2 separate regions of the Mus musculus genome follow, and region 2 is linked to region 1. A link is a contact called in ENCODE Hi-C or POLR2A ChIA-PET data. All regions are on one chromosome and are shown on one strand. Each heading gives the region's core, a stretch centred on a gene start or an enhancer-like site at or near the end of the contact. The rest is flanking DNA. Distances are from core to core; before and after follow the strand shown.

What was found. Hi-C counts contacts between places; a loop is a spot of excess contacts on that map. ChIA-PET counts read pairs that join two places held with the same protein, here RNA polymerase II (POLR2A).
Region 2: POLR2A ChIA-PET joins it to region 1 with 11 read pairs in embryonic stem cell. The contact joins the promoter of Izumo4 here to the promoter of Abhd17a in region 1. A Hi-C loop is called at or near these places in 1 of 37 maps with a recorded cell type or tissue (gastrocnemius). POLR2A ChIA-PET finds 5 or more read pairs at or near these places in 2 of 5 experiments (both embryonic stem cell).

What each region holds. Positions count from the first base shown.
Region 1 is chr10:80,588,180-80,592,001 of GRCm38, forward strand. Abhd17a (abhydrolase domain containing 17A) reads right to left here and starts at 2,162. Exons shown (of 5, transcript NM_145421.2): 1 at 1,996-2,162.
Region 2 is chr10:80,701,079-80,704,818 of GRCm38, forward strand. It overlaps Izumo4 (IZUMO family member 4), which reads left to right and starts at 1,615. Exons shown (of 10, transcript NM_027829.3): 1 at 1,615-1,881; 2 at 1,971-2,051; 3 at 2,131-2,202; 4 at 2,652-2,678; 5 at 2,775-2,850; 6 at 2,961-3,008; 7 at 3,102-3,116; 8 at 3,340-3,357; 9 at 3,621-3,635. The coding sequence starts at 1,638. Mob3a (MOB kinase activator 3A) reads right to left here and starts at 742. Exons shown (of 4, transcript NM_172457.2): 1 at 719-742.

The DNA.
Region 1 (3,822 bases), core at 912-3,411:
GATATCCCAGTCCCTAACAATTCAGGGACACACTGAGAGGACAGCTATGACAGCCAGAGCAAGGACAAAGATAGTACCAACAAGTCCCCAGCTCCCAGGTAGCAATTCTCAAAGATGCAGATGACACCAGGTGTCTCCAAGAGACACCAGGCCACACCTGGAATCTACAGCACTCCTAGAATGGAGTTGGGAGCACTTCTAGCACAGAGCAGGTGGGAACCAAGACAACACCAGGCCACATCTGTAACTGGGAGCACACCTACAGAGCAGGTGGGGACCAGAGACTCTGTCCAAGACCCTGAATAGCCCAGAACAGGCTATCAGTGAATGACCCCGCTCCAAATATCCACAAGGTCAATGTTTAGAGACACTGGCTTTATAATCAAGGCCTCCTCATTTAACACCCCTTAGACACAGAGGGCTTGGAAGGACCTGTGGTCCAGTGAGAAAGAACACCTGACCAAGCTGGAGACAAAGTGAACCAAGGCCAGGAAAGGGAGTGCTGTCCCTCACACTCCCCTCCGGGTCACTCCCATCATCTTTAAGCCTGCTGGTTCCATCAACCACCACCTGAACCTTTCCCCAACTGCACTCTAACCTTACGAAGGTCCATCTCAGCCGCCGCTATCATTCCGTGTCAAAGGCTTGGCCCTCGCTACTTTGACACTTTCTGCAGCACACACCTATTGAGTGACCTCCCTTCTAGAGTTGTCCTTCCTCCTCCTAGTCACAGACCTCATGCCTAGCCACACATCTTATCAGGTGTGTAATTTCTGGGGTCTCAACCTGCAGTATGTTTTCTAGACAAGTCAAGCAAGGGGAGGCCTCAGTTTCCTGCCTGTGGCTGTCCCTACGTATGCCAGTATCCTGAGTCTGCCATATGGGGAGGAACTCTCAGTCATGATTCCAGATACTTCTACAGTTAACTAGTTCTCCATCCTGCATGGGGCAGGACCTGGAAGACCCACTTCCACTCAACAACCATGTGCAGGGCAGCCAGAGAAAATAAAGCTGTGGAAGAAAGACATTAAAGACATAAGCCTCTGGGACCTGCCAGTGTTATATGGAGAGGACAGACAGCATGTGGGACCTCATGTCACAGATGGGGCCACTGGGTACTGTAAGCCGGGATTATTCACTCACTGCCACAAAGCCCAAGCATTGTGATCACAGACATAAAACCAGGCCCTGGTGTTACAAGCAACCAAGCTACTGTAAGGGCTCTAGGATGACCTACATATGACTGTCTGCTCTGGCATGCCTCACCGGGCCAGTCATAGTAGGGAGGCAACCCTCTAGGAGCTGAAGAGTTCAAAGAATGTAGGGTTGAGGGAGGTGGCTCAGCAGGTAAAGGCACTTGCTACCAAGTTTGAAAATCCGATTTGGATCAGGGGACCAGCATGGTAGGAGAGGACTGACTTCAGGAAGCTGTCCTCTGCGTGGGCGCACACACGTGAAAAAAAGGAAATAGCTCAGTGACAGAGGACCGCAGAGGTAAACCCGGGCAGCAGGAGAGGATTCGAAAAACTGCAAGGGCTCCCAGGGGAGCAGGGTCTGCTCAAGCTGCACCCTCAGCAAGAGGGTGCTTCAGCAAGAGGGCTTCATCGTGGGGGTGATGAGGAACCATAAAGGAGTCCTGGGCTGCAGAAAGGAAGCCTGCAGTGGGCCCCCGCTGGCAGGAAGACGCCAGGTGAGTGGCAAAGGTGGCCGGTGAATGTCAGCAGACAGATGTAGACAGAGAGGGTGTGGGACAGTGGCCTGGGTCTGCGGCTGGCCCGGGCGTTTCTTGGGGACACAGCCGTGTCCTGAGGAGGTTAAGCGACTGCTCCAGGATCGCTGCACTGGGACATGGGGATGCCAGGGACACGGTGGGTGCGCTGGTCTCACAGCCATCCCCGGAGAGCGCAGGGAGGTCTCGGACGCAGGGCCCCCGCTCGATTCGGCCCCACACCATAAACCGCCGCAGCCCGCGCGCGCCCGCCCGCCTGCACTCACCGCCGCCCGCGCCCGCCGGCCCGGGGGCCGCACTCCATGGCTCCCGGCCGCCCGCCCGTGCGTCCGTCTGTCTGTCCCCCGGGGACCCCGACCCAGCCTCCTGCACCGCCACCACCGCAGCTCCGCCGCGGGCGGAAGTGAGCTTGACCTAACACCGCCCCCGGAAGTGATGCGAGGCGAATGCGCAAGCGAGGAGGCCTCTGGCTGTTTATGGGGGCGGAGCAAAGCGACCGCGAAGCGGATTGGGTAGGTTGTTGTGAGGGCGGTACATGTGCTGGAGGTGGGGCCATGAGAAGGAGGAGTCGGATTTCTGGGCGGGGCTCAAGATGGAAGGCGGGACTTGGTTATGCGGGCGGGGCTTTATATGGGGGCGGGGCCTCAATAGAAGTGAAGGTGAATGGTCTGAAGAAGCTTGGCTGGCGACAAGGTGCCCGGTGAAGAGCGGTCTGGGGGCGGGGCCTGGAATAAAGGCGGAACCGAATGGTCTGGGGGCAGGACCTGGATAGGGTGTGACTTTGACCGGAGTAGGGCTGCGTTCAGAGGATGGGATTTGCATTCCCAGTTGATTGGTTAAATTATCCTTGCCTTCCCCCTCCACCCCATCTGCTCATCCCCTCCGTGAATTCCTGGAAGAGGCAATAAAATGAGTTTCTCTCAGGATCTCAAGACAGGAGCTGGAGAGGTGTTCACCCTTTAAGAACACTACACATCCCAGGACCCACAAGGTGGTTCTCAACCACCTGTAACTCCATTTCCAGGAGAATCTACTCCCATTTCAGGCTTCTTCAGATACCCGACAGACACATAGGCAAAACACCTTTACAACCCAATTTTTTTTATTTTATGTTTATTTATTTATTATATGTAAGTACACTGTAACTGTGTTCAGATACTCCAGAAGAGGGCGTCAGATCTCGTTGTGGATGGTTGTGAGCCACAATATGGTTGCTGGGATTTGAACTCAGAACCTTCGGAAGAGCAGTCGATGCTCTTACCCGCTGAATCATCTCACCAGCACCCTACAACCCAATTTTATTTGTCTGTGTATTTACATTACTGCGCCATGGAGCGCCTGTGGAGGTCAGAAAACAGTTTGTGGGAATCCTCTCTGTTCTACCGAGTGAGTCCCTGAGATTAAACTCAGGTTTTCTGGCAAGAGTCTTTTACCCACTGAGCCATCTCACTGGCCCTCGTTTTGAGTTGAGTGTAGGGGGCAGAGGGTGTTCTTTATCTGTTTATTTTATATGTATGTGTGCTTTGCACTCATGTGTGTGCACAACAAATGTACCCAGGGAGGGGGTGTCAAATTCCCAAGAACTAGAGTTATGGGCAGTTGGGTTGCTGGTGAGCCACTACATGGGTTCTGGGAACCAAACCCAGGTTCTTCACAAAAGCAGTAAATGTTCTTTGTTTCTTGTAGTCTTTCTCTTTGTATCCTTGGTTGTCCTGGAACTCATTCTAGTCCAGGGACTTGAACTCAGAGATCTGCCTACCTCTACCAAATGCTGGGATTAAAGGCATGCACCTTGAATTGCACCCACCTACTGTACATGCTCTCAACCATTGAGCCATTCCTCCAGCATCCCCGACTAGGTTTTTTGTTTTTTTGTATTTTTGGGGTTTTTTTTTGGGGGGGGGGGTTCAAGACAGGGTTTCTCTGTATAGCCCTGGCTGTCCTGGAACTCACTCTGTAGACCAGGCTGGCCTCGAACTCAGAAATCTGCCTGCCTCTGCCTCCCAAGTGCTGGGATTAAAGGCGTGTGCCACCACCGCCCGGCTCCCCGTCTAGTTTTTTAAGACAGGACCTCATGCTATATAGATCAGGCC
Region 2 (3,740 bases), core at 365-2,864, 110 kb after region 1:
AAAGTTACAAGGATACACGTGGAGCTCTGGAATAATAATTGCCCTGCCTTAACACTATGCCAACCTCTACTTGACTGTAGGCACTTTATTCTATGGAGCCTAGGGAAGGGGTGGAGGCAGGAGGGAAGAGAAAAGGCAAAGTTATTGGCGCAGACCTTTAATCTCAGCGTTCAGGAGGCACAGGCAGGGTGATCTCGCTGAGTTCCAGGATAGCCTGGGCTAAATATAAAAGGAAAGAATTAAAGAAAAGAAAAGAAAAGAAAAGAAAAAAGAAAAAGAAACTGCGGCCAAAGTTAACTTTCTGTGATCTGTTTTTGAGTCTCTCCATCCAGCCTTTCAATGGCTTATTTAGGGGAGGCCGAGGAGTGCTGAAGAGGCAGAAGTAGGGATAGAACCCAGGGCTTTCTACACACAAGGCAAATGCTTCACTCCAGAGCAAGAGCCCAGACCTTCAATGAAGTTTAACAGAAACGTGATCATTTCAAACAAATGAGTCAGCGGAGATGGGAAGGAGGATCCTATCCAGCCGCTGGAGGCTAGCCTGTGCTATCTAGGACCTCAAATATTAAACACGCTTTTGATCCATGACGCTTCCTTTCTCCCTCCTTTTGACAGATCCAGGTCCCCAGCGCCCACTCTGGGCCGGTCGCTGGACACTGTCACCCTGAGGGATGAAGTCCCGCTGCCCGCCGCCCGCCTTGGCCCTCGGAGGACCCACCTGGCTGTCCGGAACCGTCTCTCGCTTCGCCCAGTCTCCGGCCGCGCCCGCAGAGGGACACGCCCGCGGAGGGACACGCCGCACGCCCCGCCCAGGCCGCGCCCGCCAGCCGGATTTACTTCCCTTAAAGGGAAGCAGCCCGGATGGAGGTGTGGCGCCCGAGTTCGGAGGATCACGGTGTGAAAGGCAGGCGGCACTCCGCGCCCCTGGAGACCAGGACGGGCGCTGCTAATTGGCTGTAGTGGAGCGGATGAGGGGCGGGACGAGCCCTCCCTCGCTGGCTCGGGAACTGGCGCCAGCCCAAAGCGCATGCGTAAGGCGCTGTGGATGGGGTGGAGCCTGGGGACAGACTGGCATTACCAGTTGCCAATTGTAACTGGAGAGATTCAGTTACACTCTCCTGGGGAGATCCAGTAGAGCCAGCCCTGGGACAGAAGTCCGGATGGCGGTGGGGTGGGTGTGGTGACAGGCTAGAAAGGGGTGGAGCCATCCGTGGGCGGTACCAGGCCTGTAGGCGGAACCAGGCCTGGGACAGGAGTCTAATCGGGGCCTGGCCAGGTAGGGGCGGAGCCATCCGTGGGCAGGCGCTGTCTTTTTTTTTTTTTTCGAGACAGGGTTTCTCTGTGTAGTCCTGGCTGTCCTGGAACTCACTTTGTAGACCAGGTTGGCCTCGAACTCAGAAATTCGCCTGCCTCTGCCTCCCAAGTGCTGGGATTAAAGGCTTGCGCCATCAGGCCCGGTGGGCGGGACATGTCTAAGCGGGGCGGGACCAGAGTTGGAAGCATGATCAGGCCCGGGCAGGGGATGGCGCGGCCAGGGTCCACAGCGCGAGCTGTTGGTTGGTGCGGCGTGGCAGGGCGTGGCGCGGGAGGCACCGTTGGTTGGTGCGCGGCTGGAGGGTGCGGCGCTGGCGGCGCCGATGTTTGGGCAAGGCAGGCTGGGCCAGGCCATGGCCCTGCTGTTGTTTCTGGGCATGACAGCGGCGCTGGCCCGGGGCTGCCTGCAGTGCGACCCCAATTTCGCGGAGAAGTTCTCCTTCTATCGTCACCACGTGAACCTCAAGTCGTGGTGGGTGGGTGACATTCCTGTGTCGGGGATGCTGCTCTCCGATTGGATCCAGAACACGATGAAGGAGCTCCATCTGGCCATTCCTGCTGAGATCAGTGAGCGGCGGAACCCATTCCAGGGTCAGAAGAGCAGCAGGGAACCGGGCAGGGCCACTCATTTGCTTGCTTTTTCCTCCTGCCCTTAGCCCGGAAGAAGCTATATCAAGTAGCAGAAGCCGTGTACCAGAGGATGGACCAGCTGTACCAGGGGAAGATGTACTTCCCAGGTAAAAAGAGAAACAGGTGGGGCCGGTGCGAGCTGCTACGCACCTGAACTTGACCGTTCTGCTGTGACTCTCACATCAGGGTATTTCCCCAATGAGCTGCGGGCCATCTTCCGGGAGCAAGTGCGCCTCATCCAGAACGCCATCATAGAGAGTGAGCAGTGGGCTCCACAGAGGGGAAGATGATCATGGCCGCTGGCACTTCAGGGCTAGGGGCACTGGAAACAGGGCTCAGGGAGGAGTGACTCTGCAGGAGGCCCTTTTGCATAAATGTTTGCTAGCATGCCCATCACCCCCTTATTTCTGTCAAACTAGTCTCCTGGTGGCACCTAGGAACAATGGAACCATCCTTCCCTTAGGTTATCCCCATCTTTCACTGCAACTGACCCCTTCCTACATCCATGAAACTCATGTAGCACAAGCGTGTAATCCCAGCACTCAGAAATGAGGGAACGAGGCAAGAAGATTGCCACAAATCACAAGGCAGCCTAGGCTACCTTCTCTGTGCTAGGGTATCCTGGGCTACAAAAACAAGTGGGGCTGAGGTGTTGAGCTCTGGGCCTTGTCAGAAAGCACTATCCTGTTATGTCCTCCCCTCCCCAGGCCGCATTGACTGTCAGCGTCACTGTGGTAAGTGAACCATGGTCCAGGCTAAGGGCCACAGTGGCAGTGGCCCAGGCTGGGGAGGGCCCAGGGGAGTCTGGGGCTGCTTCTCATATATTGCAGGTATCTACCAGTACGAGACCATCTCCTGCAGCAACTGCACGGACTCCCACGTCATTTGCTTTGGCTACTACTGCAAGTATGGCTCATGCAGCAATCCCACTGCCCCTGGGGTCCTAGGCAAGGAAGGGGACCAGGGCCTTGGGGATACCCCACCACCAAGTCTTGTGTTCCCCCCCCCCACCCCAGGTCATCGGCACAGTGGGAGTCAGCTGTACAGGGCCTTCTGAAATACATGTGAGCTGGGGCTTATTGGGTACCAGGACATGGAGAGGGAGACACCAAGGGAGGCCACTTGGTCCCCTGACTCCAAACCTACTGTCATTGTAGAAACACCTGGCACAAGTAAGTTCCTGCTGGAATCCAAGGTTGTGTGTGCCTTATGATGAGGGGTTGAAGCTTGCCAAGGCTCAGGAGGACCTTGCCCACACCCTTCAAAGGTCTCCAAGTTCAGCTGGAGGAAGGGGGCAAGCCATCCTGGCTGAAGGGTCTTCATGAAACCTATTCTTCCCTGAATTGGTGTGGTGGCAGACCTGGAGGGTCTAACTGGAGCCCCATTCTATTTCAGACAGGATGAAAAGATGAGGTAAGACCAGGCCTTCCACTTGAGAGGGAGGAGTGAGGTGAGGAGCGGGGTATGGGGAGTGGGGAGAGGGATGGAGTGAGGAGGTGTGTGGGTAAGAGTGGGAGGGGATGCTGGGCAGGGTGGGTAAGAGCGGGAGGGGATGCTGGGCAGGGCTGTGTGCCTGAGGGCACACTGGCCATCTGTAGTCACACCTGCCTGTGTGGTCAACGCACTGCCTGAACCATGCTGTGTTTCTTCCCTGCGGCCTCAACTTGGATGTGCAGAACCACCCCAGCCTTGTGAGTGAGCTGGGGAATAAGGCTACAAAGAAGCAGGTGACCTGTGGAAAACAGAATTCCAAAGTCAAGTGGCCTCTTTGCCACAGACCTCTCATGCCCTATCGA